2 separate regions of the Homo sapiens genome follow, and region 2 is linked to region 1. A link is a contact called in ENCODE Hi-C or POLR2A ChIA-PET data. All regions are on one chromosome and are shown on one strand. Each heading gives the region's core, a stretch centred on a gene start or an enhancer-like site at or near the end of the contact. The rest is flanking DNA. Distances are from core to core; before and after follow the strand shown. Region 1 has its middle 170 kb from the start of LINC02533. Region 2 has its middle 85 kb from the start of LINC02533.

Region 1 (4,127 bases), core at 1,214-3,713:
TCCTGCCTATGCCATGAAAGATCTACATCATAGATTTTTCTGTGTCTATAACAATCCCTAAAGTATAGGGCTGAGAGCTTCCAGATTGATGAACACGTCTACGTGCTGGGGGTGGTGCATCTCAGCTCCATGGAGACAGAAGTGCCTGTGCTTGGGACCCTTTCAGACCTTGCCCTCTGCATCTCTTTATCTGGCTGTGTGTGTGTATCCTTTGTAATATTCTTTGTAATAAAGTGGTAGGTGAATATAAGTGAGTATTTCCCTGACTTCTGCAAACTGTTCTAGCAAATGATCAAAACTGAGGAGGAGGTTATGGGACCCTCCTATTTGTAACCAAGTCAGACAGGGGTTGTGGGTAACCTAGAGACCATCACTTGTGATTGGTGTCTGAAGTGGGGTGAGGAGTCAGGAGGAACTGAACACTTAACCTGTGGGATCTGTGCTAATCCCAGGTAGATGGTGTCAGAATTGAATTGAATTATTGAACACCAAGTTGGCGTCTGAAGAGAATTGGAGAACTAGTTGGTGTGGGAAAACCCCACACATATTTGGTTACAGAAGTGTTCTGTGTTAAGTGTGAGTATAAGGAAGGAAAAATGAGTTTTTCTTACAGGCTTACATTTAAGGAATTATCTTTCTTGAAAATGATATTGAAGTCAGCACTGTCTGGGAAAGTCTGGAACATAAAGTGCTTCTGAGCCAGGATCTTTTGTATCATTAAAATGACGCACTCTTTAGGGAGGGAGCAACCTACTTTTAGATGAGGGTCTTAGGGGAGACTTTATTTTGGAGCCATTTGTGGGCACATGAACTTGACTTTCAGATCTCTGATTGGGCAGGAACAGCTCCTTGCTAGGGGCTACTGAATGAACCTCAAGGAAAAGTGAAGTTGAAAGCTCTTAGGCCACATCAAAGAAGTGGGGAGGATACAGAGCCTTCTTCCCTTCTGGGAGACAAGGGCACCAGAGGCCTTCCTTGCTTTTTAACAATGCGCATCTATTTTGTGAGGCTTAAAAGGGCGTTTTGTCCATGGGAGATGCTAAAAATATTCTTGTAGGAAGAAAGGAAAAGGGGGAAAGGGAAGATGTGATAAAAGGAAGAAGAGAAAAAGGGATAATTCAAAGTACTGAAATAAAAATTTTGGTTAGCTCAAAAAAGAAGTAAAATACAGTATCTAGAGAGCAACAGCACAAAAGAGAAAACAAGCAAATATTCCTGGATGTTTCTTTCTCACCGTATCACCCTGAGTACGTTATTTAACCACTCTGAGTCCCAGTTTCCTCATCTGTAAAACGAGTCTCTCTACAGGAATTTTGTGAGGATCAACAAACAAAAAAGCTTCTGCTGATTCGTGAGGATGCTAATGTCAAACACCATGCACACTCACCACAGCCTAAAACCTTTTCTAAGAGCTTCACAGGTATGATCTCATCTAGTCTTCCAAACAAAACTGTGAAGGAAGTTCCTTCCTCATTTGAAAGAGAAGACTGAGGCACAGACCCTCAGCTAAACCAACAGGTGGCATGCTTGGATTTGAACCTTGCTAGTTGCTCTTGCTCCTTAGTCTGTGTTAAGTACCTCCCTTCCTCACCATCCTATGTTGCAGTAGCTCCTCTTTCTTTTCTTCTTCTTTTTTTTTTTTTTTTTTTTGACTGAGTCTTGCTCTGTCGCCCAGGCTGGAGTGCAGTGGTGCCATGTAGACTCACTGCAACCTCCACCTCCAGGGTTCAATTGATTCTCATGCCTCAGCCTCCTGAGTAGCTGGGATTACAGGTGCAGGCCACCATGCCCGGCCAATTTTTGTATTTTTAGTAGAGACAGGGTTTCACCATGTTGGCCGGGCTGGTCTTGAACTCCTGACCTCAAGTGATCCACCTGCCTCAGCCTCCCAGAGTAGCTCCTCTTTTGACTATTTCACAGGTGCAATGCTCATTCTGACAATTCAAAAGAAATTTGGTTGGCTAAATTGGGCTCTATGCAATTGGGAAGTATCACTGGATTTGACATATCTAGGCTCAGTTCATTGTTAGCAAACGTAATTGATACACACTGAGATCTTGTGATCCAAGCCTGAGAACTACAAACATTAAATCCACAAATGTATTTCAAAGTTCAAATTTTACATTAGTGAAACAAGGAAATATAAGTGTCATAACACAATGGCAGCTTTCCAAGAATGAATATTTTATTGGTGGGGAAAATTGGCCTTTTGGGTCACCTTACTTTAGCTCTTCAAGGATGTACAACTATATAAAATTGACCTTATGTTGTGGTATTGAACAGCTGGGCTATGGAATATTTTAAACCAGCGTTTAAAAATAATCCCATAGAGTGGGAACTGATGCAATCCTAAGGGGAAAGAAAGCTTTGGAGGAGTGTCTGGCTTCCTCTTTTCCTCTTGGCTTGAAACCGACAGGCAGATCTTATCTACTCTGGTTGATTTTCTAGCATTAGGACTTTATGCAAATGGATCGGGGCCTTGTATCCTGAGAGGGAAAGTGGTTCACTGGAAATGTTTTGGCAATCACAGATTCTTCCAGGTGCCTGCCTGAGAATGATTTTCTTACATTGAGAATTTTCTTCCAACTGGGCACAGATGACAGAAGTCTGGACTTGTTTGGAAATATGATCCTATCAGTTCTCAGACATTTTTAGAATATCTACCCAACCCCAGCCTTTCAGCACCCCTGTAATGATCATATTGATTTCATACTTCTAAGTTTTGGGATGTTAAAAATAGGAAGGACTTGAAACCCTTATTGTGGGATTTACTGTTTATTCCTGTTATCTCCTAACTTGGGTTAACATGGATTCTGATGAGAATAATGAAAAGTGAATAGTTTAACCATGTTTAGAAGAGTATTCATTTATTAGACATGCTGCTAAATGTGTCTGATCTCACAGAGATTAATTACTCTTTCTCAGTATTCCTCTTTCTCATGCACACATTCACTTACAAGTTCAGGCTGTCATGTTTTTGCCATTTTCTTGCCGGTGCCTTGCAATCCTAATAAAATGTTTACTAGGTAGCATTTCTCTGGATACAGTGTTGAGCTGAGAACTGACTTGAACATGAATCATGATAATGTTTCTTACTGTTTACATAGCAATGAAGATTATCAGGATGAATGGAGAGAAGCCAACCACCCTCTTTATTCATCACAAAGTCATTCAGCCCTGTTATTTCTCATGCTGAGAGATTTATTGGTAATTTTGCTGCAGATAAGTTGTCTTGAAGGGAGCAAAAACTTTCAGGAATTGAGGTGCTTCTGAATCAGAGAAAACTATGATACGTCATTAACTCTGATACTGAATTATATAGAAGAAATGCAAAAGACTCATAAGCACTTAGAAAAACAGTAATCAGTGTGTGTTGATTATCTCAGCCACGGTATACCTTTTTTTCCACCACACATTTCCGGGGTGATTTGCACTGTATTTTCATATTTAACATTAGGGAAAAGTGTGTTGTGGGTGCTATGGACATGTATTAGCATATTTTAAGATGGTTTATTTGGGCTTTTTTTTTTAACCTAATAAATCCAGTTCATGTGCACACAACATCACTCATGTTTGCTGCTTTTGAAGTAAATTTCATTTTAATTCTTCCAATCAGTCGAAACATTTGAAAAAAAAATAACATGAAAGTTTTGAGCTCGGGAAAGGTTTTTGTTATCATTTTTGTTTTTTTACATTGATCTTAGGTCATTGAGTAGATAATAGGAATACATTTGCTAATGAAGATGAGACGTCAACTGTCCGATATAGTCATCAATCAAATGTCTGGCTCAGAATCAAGACACAGACCCTTCCATCTCCCTACCTGTTTCCCCAGCAGACCTGCAGCAACCCAGATGGTGTTTTTGGACTATTTTATAAATGTGTAATTCATAGAAGTCTACTAATGATCTATTATTTTATACTAGTGGCCAACCTTGGAATTTAGTGTGTAATTTCTGCAGGCCACAATGAATGATTTCTGACAAGAGGTTGTTGTGTTGAAGGAGAAAGAGCAAAGGAAATCTTTCAGAACAATTAGTAGGTTAAGTTACTTGGCTCCCAGTTTGAGATTGAGAAATAATTTTTTAAGTTTTTTCCCTGTCCCATTCCCTCTTTGTGACCTAAAA
Region 2 (3,892 bases), core at 125-2,624, 82 kb after region 1:
ATTTAAACTTGAGTCTGACTCCAAAGCCCATGCTCTTGCAATGACCATGTTATGAATCTTATATTAATCTTTGTTTGGTCTTATGATCTGGCACGGTGCCTTGTACGTAAGCAATTCTCAATAAATGTTTGCAGAGTGCAATGTGTCATCTCAGAGTGTTGAAGGAAAGCAAACCAGCGTCTCAAGTAATTTAGACTTTGGCATAACTTTCTGAAAGGGACACTTACCCCTTAAAAGATGAATATTAAAAGAAATAATAAATGAATCTGGAATTAGTAGAAGGCAAAGATGTTTCCTGGCACCCCTCTCTGTCTTTTTCCTGCCACCTTTAATCTACATCAGAAAAACTGGGTCCAGCTGGTCAGAAAGGAATAGTCTTCATGGCCGTCGCAGGTGACAGTGTCCCGCCCTACCTTTGCGGGAGCCCCGCCTGGGGTTATGTCTGACATGTCCTTCTTCAGGATTCTCCACTGAGTGTGTTTCAGGCTCTCATTCTGGCAGAATGTAAGACCAGGATCTCCACCCCAGATGGAGACAGGTGTCCCCCTTCCCTCTGCTACCCAAAGGAGCTGAGCTCCTTGCAATGGGAAGACTGAGTTCCTTCCCCCTGGCCTCAGCACTGGCACACACCCAGCAGCCTCTTCCCAGAGCGCATCTCCTTCTGTGGGAGCAGGATGGCTACAGAAGGTCACCGCCTATTTGTAGCTGCTCCGTTTCCAACCAGAGACGCCTGCCAGCTGCCGCCGACCACCCCGCCGACCCTGTTTCTGTATGTCATATGGTGGCTGGGAGCCACGGGCCCTCTCCAAGTCCATCCACTTAGGATTTCCTCCTCCGTCAAACTCAGAGGCTTTGCCCAACTGCATGGGTGTCACGTGGAGGGAGCAAGTGTCACCTCCAGGCTCCCCCAAGGACTCCACACGTCCTGTAAGCATCCTCCAACTAACCCATTGCAGAGAGTCCTTAACTCCAGTTACTTTCCCCAGAGCCGCTCTGCAGATGCAAAGGGCTCGTGCTTTCATTTGTTCATTCATTCATTCAGCCATTCCTGATGTTTACTCATTCACTGCCAATCCCACACGCCTCTATGCTGCTCTCTTCCACAAGCATTTGGCTCTTCATTTCAGAATTTCCGCTGAGTCATAGCTGGAGCAGGCAGTGAGGGTGTCCCTTCAGCTCTCTAAATTTACCTCCCTGAGCTTGATTTCCCATAGTGGCCAGTTGACCTTGACCAGATTGACTTCAGAGAAGCCAGCTGTAATTAAGCAGAGGCAGAAATCTCCAAGGAGGAAGGTGCCTCAGGTCGGATGCGTCCCTCCGGTCCTGTGGCCAGAGCAGTTGCCCTCAGTGTGTGTCTCCTCCCGTCCTGGCACTGCCCATGGCAGGGCTCTTAGTACATGCCTGGCCCTGCAGCCGCATGGAGGCGTGACATGTGACCATGACTTTCGGCTGGAGGTGGGGGTCATGTGCACGTGGCCTGGGGCTTAGCTCTCACCCTGCTACTCACTCAGAATTCTCCTCTGGGTTTGGAGGTCTGTGAGCAAGATGAAAAAACACAGAATTCTGTTATTCTGTTCCTCGTAGTGTAAGCATTCTTTTTCTTGGGTTCTTTTTTAGGAACAGAACAAAATTAAAAGTAAAGGGAGCCAAAAGCAGCAACACCCAGGGCTGAAGCGTAGGACTGAAGGAACACATTTAGAAACACGTGTGACCATCGCTGCCATGGCTGTGTGACTATAGGCCAGTTGTTTAACTTCTCTGGGCTTTGTGCTGCTCATGAGACCCAAGGTCGCTGTTGTAAGACATCTGTGTGCATGTGTGTGTGCGTGTGCATATCCCTTGATCGTTCTATTTTTCTATGTCTGCTTACTCTAGCAATAGAGAGAGCACCCAAAATGCTAAATAACACCAAAGGCCACAAAATGGATGGCACGGTGGCATTGCACTCGAGGAGCCCGGGTTGCTATTATTTTCTGTTTTTCCAGAATGTTAACAGGAAACACAGAGTTCTATTGTGAGGCAAACCTTCTCCTTTTCCAATGGGGCAAATGTTCCAGGCACACACCCAGCTGAACAACATCGACATTCTTGCCTTTGGTCATTGAGATGCTGGCACCTTTTGGAAAACTTGCCAGAAGTTTTTCTCTTGCTGCTCCACAGCGTAGGGGAAGAAGAGGTGGCTGGGTTTTGTTACTCAGCCATCAACAAAAATGAAGAAAATGGGGGAGTCTTCCCAAATAAATGACTCCTGCTTTCCAGGGAGACACATTATTGGAGATAAATACACTAAATTTTGCTGTTTGACTGTCTCCATCTGAATCCATGTACCAGGAATATGACAAAGTCAAGGCAGGTGTATGTAGAATAAAAAACATAAACGGGGGAAGCTGAAACGTTAGAATATGCATAGTGGATATCCTGTGTTAAGTCAAGTTTGCTTCTGAATGCCAACAAGCAGGACAACAGTATGGTAAATACAGAACTTGCCAAGAAGCACAATGTGTCCCACAGATACTATTTCATTCTTCACAGACCAGTGAGTCCTCAGCTGAGGGTGGGGACAAGGAGGGCAGCACGTGACAGTCCCTTGGAAGTTTTTCAAATCCCATACACACACTCATGCTTCTCCTTCCCACCCTTCTGTAGAGATTTCAGCATGCCGCCCCCTTTGAGAAGTGCTGTGCTTTTTAGGGACATTCTCCCAAAGATAGCCTGTGGTGCTTTCATGCTATTAATGGACCAGAGCATTAAAAATGAAATTCTGCTACTTCCTGCCAATCAAATTCTTCCCCGAGCCAAAACCCCAGCCCAGGTGATGGAGTCTTAGCATAACTCTCAAGGCTCACCAGTCTTTATGAACTTGATCCTTTTCATTTAGTTAAAAGAAATCATTTAAGCTTACATCCAACTTTAAGTCATTGATAGTCATGGGAGACCAGAAGGTTATGGATAATTGATATCCACTGATAATCCCCAAGCCTCATTTGGATCAGTAGTTTCAACTCTCCCTCCCTGAAAGCTCTTATTGGAGCTGCTTATAATGCAGCTACCCTCACTGGTTTGTGTTATCTCCTATCCTTGTATCATTCCATCTCCCAGCAGAAGCGGAAAGTATTGAAAAGGCCCATGGGCAGCCAGCCAGCAAAAAGAAGAAGCTGAAACATCCCACAGCAGGGAATTGCTATGTATGTAAGCCCCATTTCAAGAACAACTAATACAGAAAAATCCAAATCTTAAAACCTACAAATTAGTGCACGAGTACTACAACTGATGTGCCTTACAAACAGATTTTTACTTAATAAACAGACTCTGTGAGATCTTTGGCCAATGGTTATTCCTTTGTATGGCTTCTTGAAATTCCCTGAGAAATTAAAGAAAGTGATGGACCCCTTTTCCAGAAAATTGTATTCACACATACAGACATAAAATTTTGCTTATAATTTCAAGGGTTTCACAGAACTACCAAGCAGCTTATAGATATAATGCAATATATTGAACCTAATGCAAACAATAAATAGATGTAGCCAGGCATGGTGTTTCATACCTGTAGACCCAGCTAATTGGGAGGCCGAGGCAGGAGAATCACTTGAGCCCAGGAGTTCAAGACCAGCCTGGGCAAGATAGTGAGACCCCATCTCAAAAAATCAATTATTTATTAATTAAGAAAAGAAATGTAATTCCTTTCTTCTATTAGATTACGACCTATAAGAAAGAATAGTAAACACTACAAATCTGACTGTATTATGGGTTATAATGAAAGACATACAATGCACCAATATGATGTATACATAATTTAATTATATATATTTTATCAGGCAGAGTGGACAAGCCTTAACCAAACCTGTCTCAGTTACTCTAAAGACTACACTCTAGGTGGAGCCAAGATAGCCGA

Evidence for each region. A loop is a pair of places that touch in the nucleus more often than their neighbours do. ChIA-PET counts read pairs that join two places held with the same protein, here RNA polymerase II (POLR2A). Pooled maps may share reads with other maps.
Region 2: a loop to region 1 is called in a map of PC-3, with 11 times the contacts of the local background. The contact joins two enhancer-like sites. A Hi-C loop is called at or near these places in 4 of 168 maps with a recorded cell type or tissue (MCF 10A, PC-3, ascending aorta and 1 more) and 2 of 50 pooled maps. POLR2A ChIA-PET finds 5 or more read pairs at or near these places in 1 of 52 experiments (OCI-LY7).

Annotation. Positions count from the first base shown.
Region 1 is chr6:4,317,973-4,322,099 of GRCh38, forward strand. No RefSeq gene overlaps it. Among named protein-coding and RNA genes, the nearest start is that of LINC02533, 170 kb to the right of the region's middle. Within about 2 kb of position 2,464, at least 9 of the 41 ENCODE cell types and tissues checked have a DNase peak (open chromatin) inside an H3K27ac peak, as active enhancers do; they include PC-3, where a contact is called at or near this core.
Region 2 is chr6:4,401,482-4,405,373 of GRCh38, forward strand. No RefSeq gene overlaps it. Among named protein-coding and RNA genes, the nearest start is that of LINC02533, 85 kb to the right of the region's middle. RefSeq lists an enhancer at 1,140-2,013. Within about 2 kb of position 1,375, at least 12 of the 41 ENCODE cell types and tissues checked have a DNase peak (open chromatin) inside an H3K27ac peak, as active enhancers do; they include PC-3, where a contact is called at or near this core.